2 separate regions of the Homo sapiens genome follow, and region 2 is linked to region 1. A link is a loop called in an ENCODE intact Hi-C map of the cell type or tissue named here. Cell type or tissue: PC-3. All regions are shown on one strand. Links, peaks and the distances in the headings refer to the core of each region. The heading gives the core; the rest is flanking DNA.

Evidence for each region. A loop is a pair of places that touch in the nucleus more often than their neighbours do. Peaks named below come from ENCODE experiments on the same cell type or tissue, not always from the same donor. Only the 100,000 strongest peaks of a DNase experiment are listed, where the experiment ranks them.
Region 2: it touches region 1 in a loop (6-fold over the local background); 1 of 110 quality-filtered maps calls a loop at or near these places.

What each region holds. Positions count from the first base shown.
Region 1 is chr3:158,058,548-158,069,826 of GRCh38, reverse strand. No RefSeq gene overlaps it. Among named protein-coding and RNA genes, the nearest start is that of SHOX2, 42 kb to the left of the region's middle. RefSeq lists enhancers at 6,396-8,194, 9,616-11,279. In PC-3, for the core only: no CTCF peak of the experiment used is centred there; no DNase peak of the experiment used is centred there.
Region 2 is chr3:157,977,370-157,988,648 of GRCh38, reverse strand. No RefSeq gene overlaps it. Among named protein-coding and RNA genes, the nearest start is that of SHOX2, 120 kb to the left of the region's middle. In PC-3, for the core only: no CTCF peak of the experiment used is centred there; DNase peaks (open chromatin) are centred at 5,538 and 6,598; H3K4me3 peaks cover 1,081 bases; H3K27ac peaks cover 3,356 bases.

The DNA of each region.
Region 1 (11,279 bases), core at 2,177-10,176:
AAATAAAAATGAATCAAGGCCAAAATGCTTTAGATGCCCTTGAAAAAAATCAAGACGTTATTTAGAAGTATTTGGTAACTGTTTCCATAGCAGACTTCAGAAAATGGGCTTGCAGTCAATGTGGTTCTCTCTGTAAAACCTGCGTAGCAGTGTCAGTAACCATTTATTCTGTCATCATTTGGAAGTTAGAGAGAGCTGGCTTGGAAAATGGGGAGATTTATAGAAAAACAAAGCTTATTGTATATAAATAGCCTGAAAATTTGATGAAAATAACCAATCATACATAACCTAACCAGAAAAAAGAGGAAAAGAAATTATATACACATACAAAAGGTTCTAAATGGAATATATTTCAAAGTTACAACACCATGAGGGCCCAAAAGAGGATACTGTTGGATCAGTGAAATGTGATGAAATGATTTAGGTTGAATGATACCAGTTCCATGCTATTTGGTTACTGTAGCCTTGTAGTATAGTTTGAAGTCAGGTAACATGATGCCTCCAGCTTTGTTCTTTTTGCTTAGGATTGTCTTGGCTATGCGGACTCTTTTTTGGTTCCATATGAAATTTAAAGTAGTTTTTTTTTATGCCCCTTGGGAATATTTCTTTTTCTTTTTTTATTATTATTATACTTTAAGTTTTAGGGTATATGTGCACAATGTGCAGGTTAGTTACATATGTATACATGTGCCATGCTGGTGTGCTGCACCCATTGACTCGTCATTTAGCATTAGGTATATTTCCTAATGCTATCCCCCGACCCCACAACAGTCCCCAGAGTGTGATGTTCCCCTTCCTGTGTCCGTGTGTTCTCATCGTTCAATTCCCACCTATGAGTGAGAACAATTCTGTGAAGAAAGTCAATGGCAGCTTGATGGGAATAGCATTGAATCTATAAATTACTTTGGGCAGTATGGCCATTTTTACAATATTGATTCTTCCCATTGATGAGCACGGAATGTTTTTCCATTTGTTTGTGTCCTCTTTTATTTCCTTGAGCAGTGGTTTGTAGTTCTCCTTGAAGAGGTCCTTCACATCCTTTGTAAGTTGTATTCCTAGGTATTTTATTTTCTTTGTAGCAATTGTGAATGGGAGTTTGCTCGTATTTTGGCTCTCTGTTTGTCTATTATTGGTGTATAGCATGCTTGTGATGTTTGCACATTGATTATGTCTCCTGAGACTTTGCTGAAGTTGCTTGTCAGCTTAAGGGGATTTTGGGCTGAGACAATGGGGTTTTCTAAATATACAATCATGTCATGTTCAAACAGAGATAATTTGACTTCCTCTCTTCCTGTTTGAACACCCTTTATTTCTTTCTCTTGCCTGATTGCCCTGGCCAGAACTTCCAATACTGTGTTGAATAGGACTGGTGAGAGAGGGCATCCTTGTCTTGTGCCAGTTTTCAAAGGGAATGCTTCCAACTTTTGCCCATTCAGTATGATATTGGCTATGGGTTTGTCATTAATAGCTCTTATTATTTTGAGATATGTTCCATCAATACCTAGTTTATTGAGTGTTTTTAGCAAGAAGGGTGTAAATTTTATTGAAGGGCTTTTCTGCATCTATTGAGATAATCATATGGTTTTTGTCATTGGTTCTCTTTGTGTGATGGATTATGTTTATTGATTTGCATATGTTGAACCAGCCTTGCATCCTAGGGATGAAGGGGACTTGATTATGGTGGATAAGCTTTTTTATTTTTATTTATTTTTATTTTTATTTTTTTGAGAAAAAGTCTCGCTCTTGTCCCCCAGGGTGGAGTGCAATGGCACGATCTCGGCTCACTGCAACCTCCCTCTCCCAGGTTCAAGTGATTCTCCTGCCTCAGCCTCCCGAGTAGCTGGGATTACAGGTGTGTACCACCACGCCCGGCTAATTTTTTGTATTTTAAGTAGACATGGGGTTTCACCATATTGGCCAGGCTGGTGGATAAGCTTTTTAATGTGCTGCTGGATTCAGTTTGCCAGTATTTTATTCAGGATTTTCGCATTTATGTTCATCAGGGATATTGGCCTGAAATTTTCTTTTCTTGTTGTGTCTCTGACAGGTTTTGGTATCAGGGTGATGCTGACCTCATAAAATGAGTTAGGGAGGAGTCTCTCTTTTTCTATTGTTTGGAATAGTTTCAGAAGGAATGGTACCAGCTCCTCTTTGTACCTCTGGTAGAATTCGGCTGTGAATCCATCTGGTCCTGGGCTTTTATTGGTTGGTAGGCTGTTAATTACTGCCTCAATTTCAGAACTTGTTATTGGTCTATTCAGGGATTTGACTTCTTCCTGGTTTAATCTTGGGAGGGTGTATGTGTCCAGGAATTTATCCATTTCTTCTAGATTTTCTAGTTTATTTGTGTAGAGGTGTTTATAGTATTCTCTGATGGTAGTTTGTATTTCCGTGGGATCAGTGGTGATCTCCCCTTTATTATTTTTATTGTGTCTGTTTGATTCTTCTCTCTTTTCTTCTTTATTAGTCTGGCTAGTTGCCTATCTATTTTGTCAGTGTTTTCAAAAAACCAGCTGCTGGATTCATTGATTTTTTTGAAGGGTTTTTCATGTGTCTGTCTCCTTCAGTTCTGCTCTGATCTTAGTTGTTTCTTGCCTACTGCTAGCTTTTGAATTTGTTTGCTTTTGCTTCTCTAGTTCTTTTAATTGTGATGTTAGCGTGTCAATTTTAGATCTTTCCCGCTTTCTCCTGTGGGCATTTAGTGCTATAAATTTCCCTGTAAGCACTGCTTTAGCTGTGTCCCAGAGATTCTGGTACATTGTGTCTTTGTTCTCATTGGTTTTAAAGAACTTCGTTATTTCTGCCTTAATTTCATTATTTACTCAGTAGTCATTCAGGAGCAGGTTATTTAGTTTCCATGTAGTTGTGTGGTTTTGAGTGAGTTTCTTAATCCTGAGTTCTAATTTGATTACCTGTTGTCTGAGAGACTGTTATGATTTCCTTTCTTTTGCATTTGCTGAGGAGTGTTTTACTTCCAATTATGTGGTTGATTTTATAATAAGTGCTATGTGGTGCTGAGAAGAATGCATATTCTTCTGATTTTGGGTAGAGAGTTCGTAGATGTCTATTAGGTCCACTTGATCCAGAGCTGAGTTCAAGTCCTGAATATCCTTGTTAATTTTGTCTCGTTGATCTATCTAATATTGACAGTGGGGTGTTAAAGTCTCCCACTATTATTGTGTGGGAGTCTAAGTCTCTTTGTCGGTCACTCAGGGCTTGCTTTATGAATCTGGGTGCTCCTGTATTAGGTGCATATATATTTAGGATAGTTAGCTCTTCTTGTTGCATTGATCCCTTTACCATTATGTAATGCCCTTCTTTGTCTTTTTTGATCTTTGTTGGTTTAAAGTCTGTTTTATCAGAGACTAGGATTGCAACCCCTGCTTTTTTTTCCTTTCCGTTTGCTTGGCAAATCTTCCTCCATCCCTTTATTTTGAGCCTATGTGTTTCTTTGCACATGAGAGAGGTCTCCTGAATATAGCACACCAATGGATTTTGACTGTTTATCCAATTTGCCAGTCTGTGCCCTTTAATTGGGGCATTTAGCCTATTTACATTTAAGGTTAATATTGTTATGTGTGAATTTGATCCTGTCATTATGATGCTAGCTGGTTATTTTGCCCCTTAGTTGATGCAGTTTCTTCATAGTGTTGATGGTCTTTACATTTTGGTTTGTTTTGCAGTGGCTGCCCTTAACATTTTTTCCTTCATTTCAACCTTGGTGTATCTGGCGATTATGTGTCTTGGGGTTGTTCTTCTCGAGGAGTATCTTTGTGGTGTTCTCTTTATTTCCTGAATTTGAATGTTGGCCTGTCCTTGCTAGGTTGGAGAAGTTCTCCTAGATAATATCCTGAAGAGTGTTTTCCAACTTGGTTCCATTTTCCCCATCACTTTCAGGTACACCAATCAAATGTAGGTTTGGTCTTTTCACATAGTCCCATATTTCTTGGAGGCTTTGTTTGTTCCTTTTCATTCTTTTTTCTCTAATCTTGTCTTCACACTTTATTTCATTAAGTTGCTCTTCAATCTCTGATATCCTTTCTTCCACTTGATAGATTCACCTGTTGATACTTGTGTATGTTTCACGAAGTTCTCGTGCTGTGTTTTTCAGCTCCATCAGGTCATTTATGTTCTTCTCTAAACTGGTTATTCTAGTTAGCAATTCCTCTAACCTTTAACCAAGGTTCTTAGCTTCTTTGGTGGGTCCATTCTTGAAGGTAACACTGTAATAGACAAACATTTCTTTTGGGGGAACAAACTATATATCTCCAATTTTTAGTTCAGTTTTGTATCATGTGAAGTAGAATAGTGCACCAAGTAGTGTCAAAAGATGACTTATGAAGTACTCACACTGCCACTTACTAAATGTGTGATCTTTGGCGAATTTATAAAACTGCGTTTATGAGTAGGTATAATAGTATCTACCTTACTGGGTTATTGTGAGGCTCGAAGGAGTTAACAAATGTGAATATACTATACAAATACTTAGTAAAATCCTGTAATGCTAAAATAGTTTAATTCTCTCCTTTAGCTGAGCCAAACTAAAATCCTGTAAATCAGTAACTTATTTCACAGTCTTCTGAAATTTAACAGTTTCCAAGTAGGCTTAGCATTGGAAAGTTATTTCACCATGGAATAGAGTATGGGGGAAACTTAATAGTCATGAGAGACTATTGCTTATCAGTAGTTTGGTTTAATGGAGATGCTAATTTGTAATTTACCATCATATTTTAAAAACTCAATTAACTTTCTGGAGGCAATTTTGCATTAAATGCATTCTATTAATTCTCTAGAATAATTTTTTGCTTGGTGACGTTAGTCTCTGAGAACAATAACCATCAGTTGCTCTGTTCACTAGACCTTTCTTTTGTAGATTTCAGTGTCATTGCCACTTGACCTTACTTTCTCGTAAGAAAAACTTTTCAGATCTTGGCTTCAAAGGTGCTGAAAAGAAAAATTTGGCATTTATAGTATGTTTTATTGAATCAAAAGAAAAACCTGGTAAATTAAGTGAAAAAAAGAAAATAAAACTTTTTTTTTCAATTTAATTGAGCTAATAAGACAGCTGCCAAAAATGGCTATGATGACATATAGTGGATTTTTACAAAAGCATTGAATAGAATATATATGGTTCTTTCAGTTGGAATGAAGAGCACAGTTCTTTGAATTCAGTCTGGTTCTGTGCTGAATGTCTTTGTTTAAAATATCTGTATTTTACACTTTTGGTCCTGTCTTTCCTATTGTGACAAGTTGCTACCTTCTCATGCCACCTTGATTAATCCTATATGAATTTTGTTGTGAACGTTTGTATATAAATATCAATTTGTTCAATTTCATGTGAAAATCCTGGCCCCCCTCCTCACTTTTGAAGCAGATTCAGATGTAAACTGTCTTTTTAATTATCTTCTTTATTTATTTAACACATGTGTTTTGGGTGTAAAGAAAAAAACCATTAATTTTCTAAAGTCCTAATCATGGTATATGGAAAGATCTTTTTGTGTTCACATAGAAAGGTTTTCTAGTTTCCAAGTGGATTTAGTATGTTAATCTGTCCATAGTAAATACTGGGAATGTTGTATTATTAATATTTTCACATAATAACCAGCGGGTTTCATGAAATGCTTATGTAACCATAATTTCACAATAAAACAGGTAAAACAAGAATATTTTAATTATAATTTTTATGTCACATTTGGTTTTTAAAATAAAATGGGATGATCAGATTTTCAAAAAGCAAGTGGCAGAATTGTCTTTGATTATTGCCCCCAAATCACTTTTAGTGATTTTTAATAATATGTACTTAGTTTTATACGTTTGTTTTAGGTTTTATTTCTATGTTTTTACCCTTACTCCTACCATTCCGTGTATGACTCAAATAATCACTTCTAATTATTCTTGATAACATTCAGTGCTTTTTTTCCTTTTTTTAATTTATTGACATGGTTTTGAATATCATGGTATTTTTCCTGTAAATTACTTCCTTAAAGAGATTCTAGGAATCAATCTGTATATATGTTATATTATTCTTATCAACAGGAGAACTCATGATTTTTTAAAAGAAATAGTAAAAGATGAAAAGATAACCTGAAATGGATAACAGAACATAAACTGAATGGGCAGAAATAAAGACAGTTAAAGAAAAAATGTGGTAAAGGAAAAAGAAACAGGTCCTAGGGGATTATTTTAGGGTACAATAGACAATGTAATACAGTAAAAAAAGAAAAACAGGGATGAAAGTCCTGAAGATAGGTGGGAAAAAATAGCAAGAATGTATATTTAGGCAAGGCAGGAATAAAAAGTCAAAGGCTATGAGAAAACAAGATTTATTTTAAAATCCAAGTAAAGAGTTGAAACATTTGTAATACATTGAGAATAACTGAACTACAAAACATATAGGAAAATATTCACAGAGGCAAAAACATTAAAAAGAATTTTAAAGTGTATTACATTTCCACTCAGATTATTTCTATTTTTGAAAAATGGCTACATTCAGATTAACAATTACCACAAAGTAATGTTTCTATAGTATAATTTGCAGTCATAGAGTTTATGTGTTTAAACTAATGCCATCAGAATGAAAAAGGACATTATTAAAGATATTATCTAAAGGTAAAGACCCAATCTAGAGAATATATTTGAAGGGAAACTCTCTTATTACGCTACAACACCAGCTGTCCTAAAGGCTTTATAGAACATAATTGTGATTAAGCAGCACTCCTGCTGCTGGTGTAGGAGTTATAGCCAATAATAATGTATTGACATTTATATGGTTGTGATGCTCTGACCTGAACTTGCGTAACTAGTGCCCTAGTAATTGCCAAGTGTTTCACATTCACTGTAATGCCAAGATAAAAATAGCAAAGTTGATTAAATACAGTTAGATGTTAATATAAAATAATAAAGTTAAGTACTTCATATAATGTTGTTCCTGACAATTTGTTTTCCTCATTGAGTAAGTGAATGCAATTTATGGAAAAATAGCCCTTCATATTATTTCCCTAAAGTTAGTCACCATGAATAATTAGTCTTTACTAAGCAGTTATTAAATCTTCACTCGCATTGTAAATCAGTTGAAAATGAGGAGCAATAGGAGAAAGCAAGATTAGATTTTTAGAATGCTATTTTATTGTGCGTTTTAAGGTACTAGGTCACCAGGTTTTTGTATTATTGTAATATATCAGATAATAAAATTTGATTTATTTAAACCTTCTCTTAAACATTTTCACGTTCTCCAATGCTCAAGAATCTGTAAAAAGTTGAATATTTACTTACAGTTCTATTAACTTTTCCTCCAAATCGGATATTTCCCTCACTTCCTTATTTTGTGATAATAAACGTACTAATGGATGCTTTCATTGATGGGCCCCTACTTAAGGAAAATGAAAACTAAAAATGATTCTGGTTCTTTAAAAGTTTATTCCTATGGCACCATCGTGTAAGCATACATATGGGACAGTAAAAATGGAAGACGACACATTAAATGACATTATTATAAAATGCAATACTCTTGGAATGATCCCTTATTAAATTAGGCTCTATGATGTGAGATGAATTTCCCCGATCCCTAATCCATCACTGGAGAAATATTAAAAGATAGGTCTCAACTGGTATTAGAATCGCACTCAGTCTCTACTTTCATTATTTTGAATTAGGGTGCTACTGGGGGAAAGCCTCTTAATGAGAATTAGAGTGATTCACTGGCCTTCTTTTGGATTTTGACAAGTAAAATATTAACTCTTCAGTCACAGCTGTCTGAATTAAAATACTTGGCAGCCGCAGATGCACAAATTAAATTGGCCTTTATGTTTCCATATTGCTGACCTCCTTAGAGGCAAAAACATCAAACTCAACAATAACAAAAAAGTCACAGTGTGTCATTTCTTGGAAGAAAATATATTTATTGAAGTTTTTATAGTTGTTTCAATTTTAACATACAATTGAACAACTCTAAGACATTTTGAAGTGAAATTTTGTTTTGATTATAAATTACATAAACTTCAGCCACACATCAGTTATTTTAAGCCATTAACTAGTTGTTAAAATAATCAGCGATGTTTTGGGGGTTTTCTTGCCTGTTTAAATCCCATTAATCAGAACTGTGAGTTGAATATCAGAGTAAATACAGTGAATTCAGCATCAAAACATTTAAAGCACATTTACTTGGAAATACACACAAAGATTTATCCCTCTTTTCAATCCAAAAATAGATTGCATTGAAGATGAAAAATTAATTTAGTGGAATTGATTTTCTCCTAAATATGGTGTTCAAATTTAACATTTATTGTATAACTAAACAAAAAAAATAAAATCTACGTTTGTTGTTTTTAAAAAATAATGACAATTTATACCTATGTCTCACTCAATGGAGTTAGTGATTTGAGTGAATACTCAACAGAGTTAGTAATTTATAGAGTAATTCAAATAATGATTAAAAAAATCTGGCCTGTCATTACATACTGGTTTCTGACTTCTTTGCCTTTCTGTGGTCACTATAACATCATCTTCCACTTCTCTCTAATTACTACTCATTGATCTAAACTTGTGATTGGTTGGACAATGATTTGAGGTAGACACTGATGAATGAATCTTACCCATCTTACTTTACACATCCAGTAAAGTGATGAACTCAGGGACATGTGTTGTGAATCTAGGTTTTTCCTAAAACCATGGAACTAACAAAAAGGATTAGGAAAGTGCCTCTCCATTTCCCAGTGAGGTTCAGTTTATGAGAGAAAAGCTCTTCTTTGAAGGAATTTTGAGAACCCTTAGCATTATATAAACTATAATTCTGGAGACAGTGTGATATTTATATGCCCTATGGAATCACGCTTCTACATCTTTGGTAACGTGTGGGCCAAATACTAAATTATGAGTCTTCTAATGAATTTTGTTTGTGTAAGTGCATACACTTTTATGTAGATGAAAAAAAATACTCAGAGATCTAAGGTTATTTAATTTTAATAGACAAGAGTGCTAGGCATGATATGCAAGGAAATTGTACATAATTATTTTATTTCTCCAAAACTTTAGGGTTTGGCAAGTTGGAGAAAAACGTTTATTTATTTATTTATTTATATTTTGAGACAGAGTCTCGCTCTGTCACCCAGGCCGGAGTGCAGTGGTACGATCTCGGCTCACTGAAACCTCTGGCTCCCGGGTTCAAGCGAGTCTCCTGCCTCAGCCTCCTGAGTAGCTGGGACCACAGACATGGACTACCATGCCCAGCTAATATTTGTATTTTTAGTAGAGATGGGGTTTTGCCATTTTGGCCAGGCTGGTCTTGAACTCCTGACCTCAGGTGATCCACCCGCCTTGGCCTCCCAAAGTGCTGAGATTACACACATGAGCCACCGCGCCTGGCCCTTATTGACTTTTTATAGGTTACATTTTAGTTTACTTTATTTTCATTTTAATTATCTTTACATTATAATTGTGTTTCACTATTAAGCTTTTCATACTTAAAAGAAAATATCACAAAGCAGTATGCTTTTTATAGTGAGGACAAATTATAATAGACCAAGATCTTAAAGTTTTACCATTTATATTCTCTTCTAGAAGAAAATAAGGTAATCAACATTATATTAACATATATTCTGAATATTTATTAATGATAAATGTGTGCTTCAAATTGACTGTTATTAAATTATAAAAGAAAAAACGTTTTGGTAGTAGATAGACAGTATGAATCTACCTGTGCATGCAATTATTTGAGATTGTGTCTTTTCACATAAAAATATAAGCTATAAAATGGGTGTGTTGGTGCTAGTCAGCTACTCAGGAGGGAGAGGTGAGAGTATTGCTTGGGCAACATAGCAAAATTCCATCTCTTTAAAAAAATTGTGTATATATATATGTGTATATCTATATAAAATGTATGTGTGTATATATAATGTATGTGTATATATGTATATACATAATGTGTGTGTGTGTGTATCCTGTTGTATCAACACGTTTCTTGCTTTGTCTTATTTTTAGCTTGGAAATACCTGAATTTTAAAAATTTGGCATATCTTTTTAGAACTCAGTTATTACTTAAATCCATCCATCATGTAAGTAACCTGTTGCATTAAAAATGTATCATTAAAATTATTCAATTATTTTCAGAATATTGATAGGGCTATGCATTTTTACTGGCAATTCCTAATCCTATTATACAAGAATGAAAACTTGGAATACTACCGGAATGAAAAATTACTGCCCCGATTCAAAGGTGAATGTAACCACCACTCTTGCTTTGTCCTGTAACTAACTGCAATGTTTTGTAAGAACCTTGAATAGTAGTAGAGCATTATGCAGACAGATTACCAACACGGGAGGCTCAGTCTGTGAATTAGTTCTACCAGAACTACTTAATGCATCTTTTCTGGAATTAAATGTGCATGGAAGTCTGCCATAGGGCAAGCCACAAGGTGGTTTAATTTCTTTTTTAGAACACATTAGTAGAACTCGATAAAGGGTCAAGTAATTTCATCCAACTTGCCACTAGTTAGTTAAGAGAAAATGACAGTACTTGAGGCTGACATTGTTACATTTCCACAAATATATTTTATAAAATAGCAGTTTAAAATTTCATTTTTTTGCAGAAAGAGTGATTGCCTAAGGAATACTTCTTAGCTTTAAAAGATTACCTAGCCTGTAGCTAAATAGGGCATTTTGATTAATATTTGCTATTTTGAAAGTGGGTTGAGGTCTGAAATGAGATGGTTACTTTTCAGGCAGGAGTGACTTTGGTTCCAAGGCTCCCGTAGTTTCCAGGGAGGCTGCACGGGGAGTAATTTCAGCGAATTGTAAGCGGACAGTAACTCCACAGGGAGCTCCGGCAATCATGGCGGAAACAATGTTTACATCGATCAGCTGTCATGGTGATTTATGGCTTCATTTTGCTGTAATGGAGAATTAGTGGAAAGATTATCAGGGACTCAACACTTTGGCTTGTTACCCATGTCCAGACGAGCAATTTGTCTCCCTGAAGCAGCGAAATACTTGTGACAGCTCCAACACTTGCTCTAATTCAATCAAGAGAAAATGTTGGAATTAATTTGTTACAAGAAAATTTAAATATGTTCAGCAAACAGTAACCGCAGAGCAGAAGGCTGATTTATTGTGCTCGGCAAGATATCGATCCACTTCGATCTGGCCCATGTTGAGGTTTTAATGTGTAATAATTTCCAATTTAAAGCTCCTTTTCAGGATCACGGGTTTAAAGAGAGGGCAGGCTAGGTCTCAAGACCTGATTAGGAGCCTGTTGCAATGGCTTTGTCAAAAGCCTGTTTGAATGT
Region 2 (11,279 bases), core at 1,888-9,887, 81 kb after region 1:
TTTGTGGCAATTGTGAAAGGGATTGCATTCCTAATTTTGCTCTTGGCTTGCCTGTGATTGGTGTGTAAAAATGCTAGTGATTTTTGCACATTGATTTTTTACCCTGAGACTTTGTTGATTTTTTTTTTACAATAATAATTTTCACCAGATTTACTAGGGAGTGAGTCTTTAGGACACCTCACACTGGCATCTGTACAGTTGAGCCCCATCATGCATTTCTTTTTTTTTATTATTATACTTTAAGTTTTAGGTTACATGTGCACAACGTGCAGGTTTGTTACATATGTATACATGTGCCATGTTGGTGTGCTGCACTCATTAACTCGTCATTTACATTAGATGTATCTCCTAACGCTATCCCTCCCCCCTCCACCCACCCCATGACAGGCCCCAGTGTGTGATGTTCACCTTCCTGTGTCCATGTGTTCTCATTGTTCAATTCCCACCTATGAGTGAGAACATGCGGTGTTTGGTTTTTTGTCTTTGCGATAGTTTGCTGAGAATGATGGTTTCCAGCTTCATCCATGTCCCTACAAAGGACATGAACTCATCCTTTTTTATGGCTGCATAGTATTCCATGGTGTGTATGTGCCACATTTTCTTAATCCAGTCTATCATTGATGGACATTTGGGTTGGTTCCAAGTAGCTGAATTCTTTTTATCAGCTTATGGAGCTTTTGGACTAACACTATGGGATTTTTTTTTTTTTTAAATATAGGATCATGTCATCTTGAAACAGGGATTGTTTGACTTCCTCTCTTCCTATTTGGACGCCCTTTGTTTCTTTCTCTTGCCTGATTGCTCTGGCCAGAACTTCCAATACTATGTGGAATAGGAATGGAGAGAGAGCGCATCCTTGTCTTGTACTGGTTTTCAAGGGGAATGCTTCCAGCTTTTGCCCATTCAGGATGATGTTGGCTGTGGATTTGTCATATATGGTTCTTATTATTTTGATGATCCCCTATACATTGTCACTCTTTTTCACACAATTTTAATTGCCTTTTACTCTGAACACATTGACATAGAAGCTAGCTAGAAAAGGACACTTTATATGTCAGTGTATTGCTTCAGTATTTGTTAAAATGTGGCAAACCACTGGCATATTTTGAACAATTTTGTTTTCTTCCTTTACAAACAACAAAGGTGGGTTCTCATCTGTATGAGTTATGACCCAAATATATGCTTATCTGTTTGCTGTAAAGTCTATGGCAGTGGCACATTTTTGCCTTATCCATTGAAAATGGTTGATTTTTAGGGCTTTATTTAAAATGAACGAATTATTTCCAGTTTATTTTTTATTGCAGATGAACCCACTTTTAGTCTATGTTGCTGATTACTCACCTAGAACTTTAATAGTTACATTAGGTCTCTTTCACATCCCATTCTTCATGTTATTTTTTTTTGCTTATCATTTTCAACCCATATCTTAGTCCATCAGTCAAACTACTGACAAGTATTTATTCAGTGCTTTCTCTTGGTCTGATGTTACAGAGAAAAACAAAATATAAGCTTTTGAAAAACTTGCATTCTTCTCAAGGAGTCAAGACTTATAGCCATGGAAACAATATTTTTAAAACTAGAGATAACTTTGGAGAATATCTATTTGAAGATGAGAAAAATGAGGCTCAGAGAGGTCAAGTGACTTACTCAAAGTCACAATGCTAGTTAGTGGCCAATCAAGGCCAGAATCCAACTATACCATGTTACTTCATCATGTAATAGGTGAAAAAGGTTGTAGGCATACTGCATTTGGAAATCTTTGTTTTTAATGAAGTCCACAGGTAAGATTTATGCCAGCCTAATTTTAAAACAGCTGAGCTAGCTTACCTAACTCTTTAAAAAATAATATGAGAGTCTCACAAAAGTTATGTTTCCAGAGATAGAAAGCTGTTTGGCATTCAAGGCCATCTATACATTGGCCCTAGAAAGACAGTGTGATGTAGTGGAAGGAGACCATATTGAGTTGGGTTCAAATCCCAGCTTTGTTATTCATTTTGTGGCTTTCAGAAAGTCACAGAACTATTTTGAATTGGTTTTTTGTCTACAAAGTGGGAGAGGTGCCAAAGGGTCATTGTTAGAATTAGCAATAATATCTGCAAAGTATTTGAAAATAAATAAATAAATAAATAAATAAATAAAAGGACTATATCACAGGATGTGGTTAAGTGTTAAAATACATGAATCCAGCTAAGAGTGGTTTAGTAGGTCAAGGATAAAGGATATTAATTTGGCTGAAAGTGAGTAAAGTAGGCATTCTGGGGAGGCAAGATCTGTACTAGTTCTTGAAGGATATGTAGGAGTTGGATAGGTGGAATGGAGAGGGAGAAACCTTTCCAGGTTAGAAATGCTGGTAATTGCAGAAGGAGAAATACTGATGGGGCTAGGGCAGTCTGAATTCTGGACGAATCTGCTGGACCTCTTAATACACCTATAACTTTCACTCATCTATGCAAACATAAAAAGACAGGTAAAGGGTTAAATGGAGGCAATGTGGGATAGTAAAAAGAGCACAGCGTCCAGAATTAGAAACACCTGGCTTCAAGTTCTGGCACCTCTGCTTAGTAGTTAAATGCCCTTGCAAGTTTCTTAACCTTTGCAGGTTTTTTCCACATCTGCAAATAGCAGTAAAAACATCTTCCTCATGAGACTCTTGATGATTAAATGAGGGAATGTGTGTGAAGAGCCCAATATAGTGTGGGACAAGAAGTATGTCCTTAGTATATTGTGGGTGTGGTTATTGCTGTTATGTTCTAAGTACGGATTGTCCCCAGATTTGGTCAGTGACAAAATGCAAGTTTCCTGGGAGACTTGTTTCTTCTGTGGATTGTCCATCTGATGCACTGCTTTCCTCACTATTGAACATTGTATGGATTTGTTACATCAAGTGGATACAGTCTTTGCCTTTGTAGGTCTTCTAGTTCAAGTGACACCAACACATATATTTGCTGATAGATGCTCACAAATGTAGCCAACAACTCCAGCTAGATGGATGACTTAAGAGTAGATACTAAGAAACCCATAAATGCCTACATTTTAGGAAACTGTTGTCTTTACTTGAGTATTCTTATTTGATGTAGAAATGGTGGTCGAAAGCTGGTATTCTCCCCAGTCTCATGCCATATATAAAAATTAACCTAGCTATAAGAGCTAAAGCAGTAAAACTCTTAGAAAAAAAACAGTGAAAAATTTTCATGACCTTGTATTTGGCACTCAGTTCATAAATATCACACCAAAAGCATATGCAATGAAATAAAATGAGCAGATCACACTTCATCAAAATTAAAAACATTTGTCTACATCAAAGGACAGTATCAAGAGAATGAATACAAAACTCACAGGATGGAAGAAAAATATTTGTAAGTTATATATCCAATAAGGATTTAATATCTACAAAATATGTAAAGAACTACAATTCAACAATGAGACAAAAATTCAATTAAAAATGGTCAAAGGATTGAATAGAGATTTCTCCAAAGAACATGTACATATGGGCAATAAATACAATAAATGATCATTTATTAGTCTTTAGAAAAAGAGAAAGCAAAATCACAGTGAGATACTACGTCACACCTTCTAGATGGGTTTTAATTTTAAAAATGAAAAATAAGTGTTGATGAGGATGTAAAGAAACTGGAAACCTTTTGTAATGTGGGGAGAATATAAAAGGGTATAGCTGTTTTAGAAAACAGTTTGGAAGTTTCTCAATATTTGAACATAAAATTCCACCCCATGTATATATTTTCACTCCAAAGAATTGAAAACAGGGGCTCAAACATATACCTGCATTCCAACGTATGTTGCAGTATTATTCATAATAGCCAAAGGTGGGAACAACCCAAGTGTCAATTATACATGAATGAATAAACAAAATGCTGTGTATGTGTGTATATATATATAAAAATACACATTTTTATATACATATATACACATATATGCACGACATGCACTATTGCACATATATACATTATATACACATATATACGCACATATGTATACATGTGTGTAATGTATACACATGTATACATATGTACACACATATCTATATATATACACACACGTGTCTATCTATCTATCTATCTATCTATCTATCTATCTATCTATCTATCTATCCATCCATCCATCCATCCATCCATCCATCCATCCATCTATCTATCTATCTATCTATCTATCTATCTATCTATCTATCTATCTAGAGAGAAAGCCGGGCTCCTCACTGGTCAATGGACTTACAAGGTGAGAAATTCTAACCTTTTCTTCTTCCCATGGTGAATTCATTTCTAGTGATCGCGCATATGCCAAAGAATATTTTCACTTCCTCTGATTGGTGAAGGCAGCAAAATACAGAGGAGAGAGACTCTGGAGAGCTGAAAGGATGTGAGCTTTGTTGACAGAAGCACTGGGCTGGTGTTTCAGCTTCCTGCCACTTTCTGACTGAGTTATCACGGACAATCTACTTAGCCTTGTTCCAAATGGACACCCACACCTGTAAAATGGCACTACTTCTGCCTCACAGGGTTGTTGTGAGGGTTACATGCAGTAATATATTCGAGTACGCTTTGTGAAGGTTAAAACATTATGTGAATCTTAGTTTTTATTCCAGGGGGGTGAAAAGGGGCATTCTATTCATTGGGAAAGTTTCTTTTAATACTGAGAAAATCACTCAGGGAGTATCTTGAAGTTGAGATGAACAAGAGAAAAGAATGATTATTGATTATTGTAGCCAAGAGCTCTGCAGGGCAAATAACAATGGTAATCACTATTATTTATTAAGTCCTTAGTATATGCTATTCACCCTATATACAATTTTCCAAATTTTTATTACAGCACTACAAATGTACTTTCTATTCCCATTTTCCAGAAGAAACAAACTCAGAGCAGTCATCTGATTTTCCCAAAGACATACATATAAAGTTTTGAGCTACGATTTGAGCCCAAGGATGACTGACTCGAATTGATCACATCCTTTTAACTCAATATAAAGTTCAATATTGTAGAAAACATCAACTGGGACATGGACAGGAAGAATTCTAAGAATCTGGCATTTATTGGTTGCCACACATATTCCCTCATCTTAATCCTCAGGAGTCTCACGAGGAAAACGTTTGTACTGCCACTTTGCAGATGAGAAAACAGACCTATAAGGCTAGGAAACTTACTCCAGGGCATTTAACTACTAGGTGGAGACTCTCCCAGGTGGCTTTCATCTCCATCTAACTGGAGTTGTTGGCTATGTTTGTGAGCATCTATCAGCAAATATGTGTGTTGGTGTCATTTCAACTAGAAGACCTACAAAGGCAAAGACTGTATTCATTTGACTTTCCAAATCCATATAATGTTCAATAGTGCAGAAAACAGTGCATCAGATGGACAATCCACAGAAGAAACAAGTCTCCCAGGAAACTTGCATTTTGTCACTGGCCAAATCTGGGGACAATCCGTACTTAGAACATAACAGCAATAACCACACCCACAATATGCTAAAGACATACTTCTTGTCCCACACTATATTGGGCTCTTCACACGCATTCCCTCATTTAATCATCAAGAGTCTCATGAGGAAGATATTTTTACTGCTATTTGCAGATGAGGAAACAGACCTACAAAGATTAAGAAACTCGCAACGGCATTTAACTACTAGTTGGAGGTGCCAGAACTTGAAACTAGGTGTTTTTTACTTTGGATGCTGTGCTCTTTCTGGTACTCCACATTGCCTCAATTTAAATCTTTATCCAGCCTTCTCATGATTGGATGGAGTATGGCAGTTATAGGTAGATTAAGAGGTTCAGCAGCCTCTTATAGATTCCAGTCTTCCTCAGTTTCCATCACCAGCATTTCACCACACCTAATCTTGAGGGTCTTCTTCCCCTTTATTTGATTAGCTCCAAACCTATATGTTCTTTGAGACTCAGATCAGGTCTGAACTCTGAGCTCTATAGAGCTTTCTTTTGTACCACAGCAGGGGTGGTCAGACACCACTTTCACCGTCTAATTTAAAGGTTCCTCTAAAAGGCTTGCAATGATAAAGATCTTTAAAAGAATATTTGTCATAAGATATAAACTGATGTATCTAGAAAACTATTCCAATTATGGCTGTTATTTATAGAAGCAAATACCATTGGTGAGTTTTAGCAAAGCACTTATAGTAGAGTGGTTTGGATAAAATCCAGGTTATTCACTTGTTAATACATTATTGATATTAACAAAATCAAATGTTAGGCTGAGCACCAAGTTTTTTTCCTCCTAATACCATGTGTTTACTAAGGCTATTACCCTTTCCAATCATTATTTGTCAAACACAAATTTCATAGTACGTACCACAATTTCTGAGACTCTTGTTACAGTTTGGAAATGTAGACACAGAGAATCAACCAATATAAAGAAAAACCCACTCAATCAATTTTGCATCATTACCCATGAAGCTCTTTTCCACTGTTGTTTAGAAAGATTCAAGATGAAAAGAGGCCATAGCTTACTGTTGTTTTATGCACTCCCTCACTATCCACTGTGCTCGGTTGTTTGTTATGGATTACTCACTCTCTCCCAGGTGGCTTTCAGTAGTGGTCAAATATTTAAGAAGCATTTATATCATCATGACTCCAACATATACTTCCCCTTCAGTGCTTCACTCCTTCCCAGCCCGAGTCATCACATGCTTGATTATGTAATGTAGCACTAACTTACCTCCATTTTATTTTATCTTTTCTTGTCAGAGCAAGATCTTACGATACAACAAACCAGAGTCACAGATAACTGTGACTCATGTGGGCAGGTCAGGGTAGGCAAAAAAGGGAGTGCCATTCAAGCATGGTGGACTGGACAACCTATTTCTCTCCCCACACCTTTATTAGCTGCCTGTTGTGACTTACAGATGGGTGGTGAGGGCAGAACCTGGCCCTAGAGTAAGATTTCATTGCTAGCTCCAACATTCAATAGCTCTGCTTTTGGGTAAACCCTTACACGCCCTCTAAGTCTTCATTTCCACACCTCCACAAGAGACTAATGACATACTTACCTCATATGATTGTTGTGAAAATAATATGAGACCACCAACAAAAAAGTGCTTTATAAATTTTATTTATAAGACTATTTTATTAATCTATAGTTGTTAAAAAGTTTATCTATGTTAATTCCAAATCCGCCCTTCTCTAAATTATGTCCATTGCTTTTAGTTCTCCTAATTTACCAATAACAACAATGATAGTGATAATATCATTTGCCATTTTGAGCACTTACTATACAATTTTGAGCACTTACTATACAAAGTCATGCTTTTTTTGTGAAATACAGAGTCTTTATGGAGTAACATGACTTTTGAAACTGGCAATATGATGCAAACTGGCACATTGAAAGATTCATTAAAAAAATAAAGCTAATAGTGATCTGATAGAAAAAGCATTGTGCCTGTAAGTCCATAGTTGTGATCTGCAACACTCCAGATCTCAGCAGGAAGCAGATGACCCACTCTAAGGACAGTTCAATGATGAGAATGTTTACAAAGGTGTAGGCAGAATGTAGGGGGTCACCAGGATATGGTGAAGTGCCCAGGGACTGGGACAAGGGAAAGCTGTTAACAGCTAGAAGGTAAAAGGGAAGGAAGCTATTACCAGGCTTCCATGAGCACAATACCCTTGGGAGAGGGGTTGTCTTCCAGGAGCTGTGGCTGTAGGTAACACAGCTATTACCAAACTGACATAGCAGAGAGGGATAGAGGGAATAAACACTCAGACCTGTCCCATTCTGTGATCTGGAGCTGCTTTCCATTTGCTGAGCCCAATCAGAAACTAGAGGGCCAGGGAGCCCAGCTAAAGCAGGGAGGTCAGTCACCTGGAGCCCAGAGCTGTGTGGAGAGTCTTTCTGGAAGGTCAATATAGAAAAAAAAAATAGTGCGGGATTATGAGAAATGCCAATATAAATAATACATAAATGTAGAATGAAATAGACAAACAATGAAATATGCAGACCTTACTCTAGGAATGGGCTGTGTCCAAAGCTTTGTTTTTTGGTTGTTTGGTGGTAACTCACCAAAAAACAGCTGCCATGACAACAAACTGCTCTCCCTATGAAATACACAATGCTCACAAATTACCCAGTTATCTTTTCTCCTTTATCATAAGTGGGTTGCTGATAGGATTTTGGAGTTGGTCTTGAGTTTCTCTAGTTTAGGCTTTGCGATTTCTTACCTGTGCTGTTGGGTACTTAGTTAACTTCTCTGAGCTTCAGTGTATGAACTTGTGAAATAAGGATACTGTTAGCATTACCTGTCGGGTAATAGGCTTTTGGGACTCCAGCTAGCTGAATGCAGAGAAACCACTTGAGAAGCTTGAGAGCTAACTTAGCTTTTCCTCTTGGGTCTGAGAATGTGGTCTTCAGTTTATTCCAAGAACTAGGAAAAGTCAAATATAAGCCCCCATTTCCCTTAAATGAGAATGTTTAATGAAGAGATTGAGTTTCTTTGAAAGAATGGACTGTGGTGCAGCATAAAGTTAACTCTTTGGATATGACTTACACAGGCATTAGTAGCTGCTATTGGGGGTTCTGGGGCCTTGCAAATGACTCCAGCATGTGCAATCCACCTCTGCCACATCTGCTCTGTGGGAGAATCTAATGCTCACATTCATTATTCTTTTATAAGTAGGTTGGGAACTTTTCCTAACTTAGCGTGTGTATGTATGTATGCTGCATGTGGTCTTTTTCTGCAAATCTGTAGCCCAGTGGTTCTCAACTTTAGCAAGCATCAGAATCATCTGAAGAGCTTGTTAAAACAGGTTTCTCAGCTCTGCGCTCAGAATTTCCATTCCAGTAGATCTGTGGTGGGGCCTGAGAACTTGCATTTGTATTACTAGGTTATACTGATGCTGCTGGTCCAGAGAGCACACTTTGAGAGCCACTACTTTGTCTCCCTGAACTTCTTTTCCATAGTGTTTGAGAGGGTTAAAGGAGGCAATTGACATAGAGTTCCTATCACAGCACCTGGTATGTAGTAAATATTTGCTTCTACTACTACCACAACTATCATGACTACTATGGCTGTTCAGCTGCTTCTACTACTTGGTAATCTTTCATTCCGGACGACATTAGTTAGGTATTAAGAGCAATGCCATCTGACTTAATTAAAGAAAATAATTACCTCTCTGGGAGAGATTTGCATTTTAAAGAAGCTTGTTAATTAAAAGAGATTTGTAATTTGAAGAATATTGGACTGTGATAAAGAGATATACAAAACTTCTGGCAATGTATAGTGGAAGATACTTTTGAGTAAGAAGCTGACATTCTGTAGGCTCTCTGCTGGGTCACCTCTCTGCAAAACTCCCAGATATTTAGGATTCCACATTCTTTCTAAAAGTTCTGAGCTTTTCCATGGGCTTCCATGGTAGGGAAAGCACATGGCCTGGGTGTGGGTAGAGCAGGTGCGGCCATTTATATGTATGGTTCTTTGCAAGTCTGGCATTTGTAAAATGGGTGATGCTTGTATTGTGTTTATTTATTCAATCATGTAATAGAAGATGCACATAAGATTATTTTGAAAAGTATGCCTTCCATTTTCATGCTGAGAATAATGCAGGAAGTTCAGTGTAATGCAGTTATAATAAAATAGTAGCAAAACAATATTTTGCTTTAAATCATGGAATTAGCAAGTAAAGACTAATTGGAAGCCAATCTTTTGCAAATTTTTTAAATGTAAGTTTATTTGGAGGATATGACTTGTTGGCCCAGAGTACATATAAAGAACAAAAGAGTATAATTAACAACAGTTTCAAATATGGACTTACCAGGCATCTTGATAAAATGAGTATTGACATGTATGTGAATGCCAACATTGTGTTTTTCCAATTCAATACTATGTTATGCCATAAAACTGTAGCAGTTATGAAAATTAGAATTGGTTAAAAACTGTTGAAATCTTTAAATTTTTCCTGTTTAAAAATCCGGAAAATATTAAACTTGTTCTAGAAGTTGAAGTAAAGAAATTAATGTCAGTGACAGAAATACAGTGAATCTAATTAGAAGTCCCTGGGCAGCAGCTCATTAGTGTGGTTAGTTAGTGAATGAAATTTCAGCTGCAGTGAATTAGACTATGCGTCTTCAGTTATTTTTTTCTAAAAAGAATTACAAAATGTCTACAACTGTTTTTTATTAGTAGAGTTATTTTTTCCTTCCCCACAAACAAGAAATATTTAGGATCCTTTTGTCATAAAAAAAGAAATGGCCATTTGGGGACAGGTTTTCTTAAATGCCTGGATGTTAAGCTTGGGTAAGTAAAACAAAATCTATTCTCCTGTGAGGGAGAGGCTTTCATTTGTCTGCTACACTGCTCAGTTTCACGTTTCTTTTGTCAAATCCTTTACTTTTTTTTTTTTTAACCATTTGTGCCTCTTTATTAGATTTCTGTAACAAAAAAAAATCTCATCTAGATTGAATAATATTCTAGTGAAAGATATTTAATGTAGGTTGGGACATTTATCTGTCAGTTGCTAAAATGTGACACATTTCATTTTTCATGTTACTACCATGGATATCTGTATCTTTGTCACTTGAGAGTTCATGGGAAATTTAGAGACCCAAGAGCCTGAATTCCGGTAGTTCAGAAGTGCTCATAAGCAAGGTATGATCATTGGGCAATTACTGCAGGATATGATAACCCCATCCCCTGGGGTGTTTAAATGCTTTTTTAGATTATAGTAGAAGTTTAGGACCTGGGCTCACACCTTTCTGTAGAGCCCTAAAATGGTAGAGTCCTGTTCACCCACAGTTTAGCTATGATCCCAGTGTTTTGGGGTCTGCAGGTTAAGACTGGGGATAGCCAACAGCAGTTTCTCAACTGGAGGTGACTTTGTTCCCCACGGAACATTTGGCAATGTGTGTGGACAATTTTGATGGTCACAACTCACAGCTGGGAGGGTGGGAGTGACTGCTGACATTTACTGGGTGATGACCAGGGATGCTGCTAAGTACCCTACACAACGAAGAATAATCTGACCCCAAATGTCAGTAGTGCTGAGATTGAGAAACTGTCCTACTGTCATCAAGTGCTTGCCGAATGAGCAGACACACACATAACGGATGGTACAACTTTCAGCTGCCTGAATCCCTGCAGAATGTAAAATGGGGTATGCACTGGAATGGAGCCAAACATTGCAAAGACCTCCTAACCCTGTCATTGAAAAGACTTCTGTGACAACTGTTTATTTCCTTACTCTCCTTTTTAAAAAAACATACATTTCCAGTTTATTTCTCTCTGGAAGTCCTTGGGTCAGTGGCATGTAGAAAATTGTGTTACA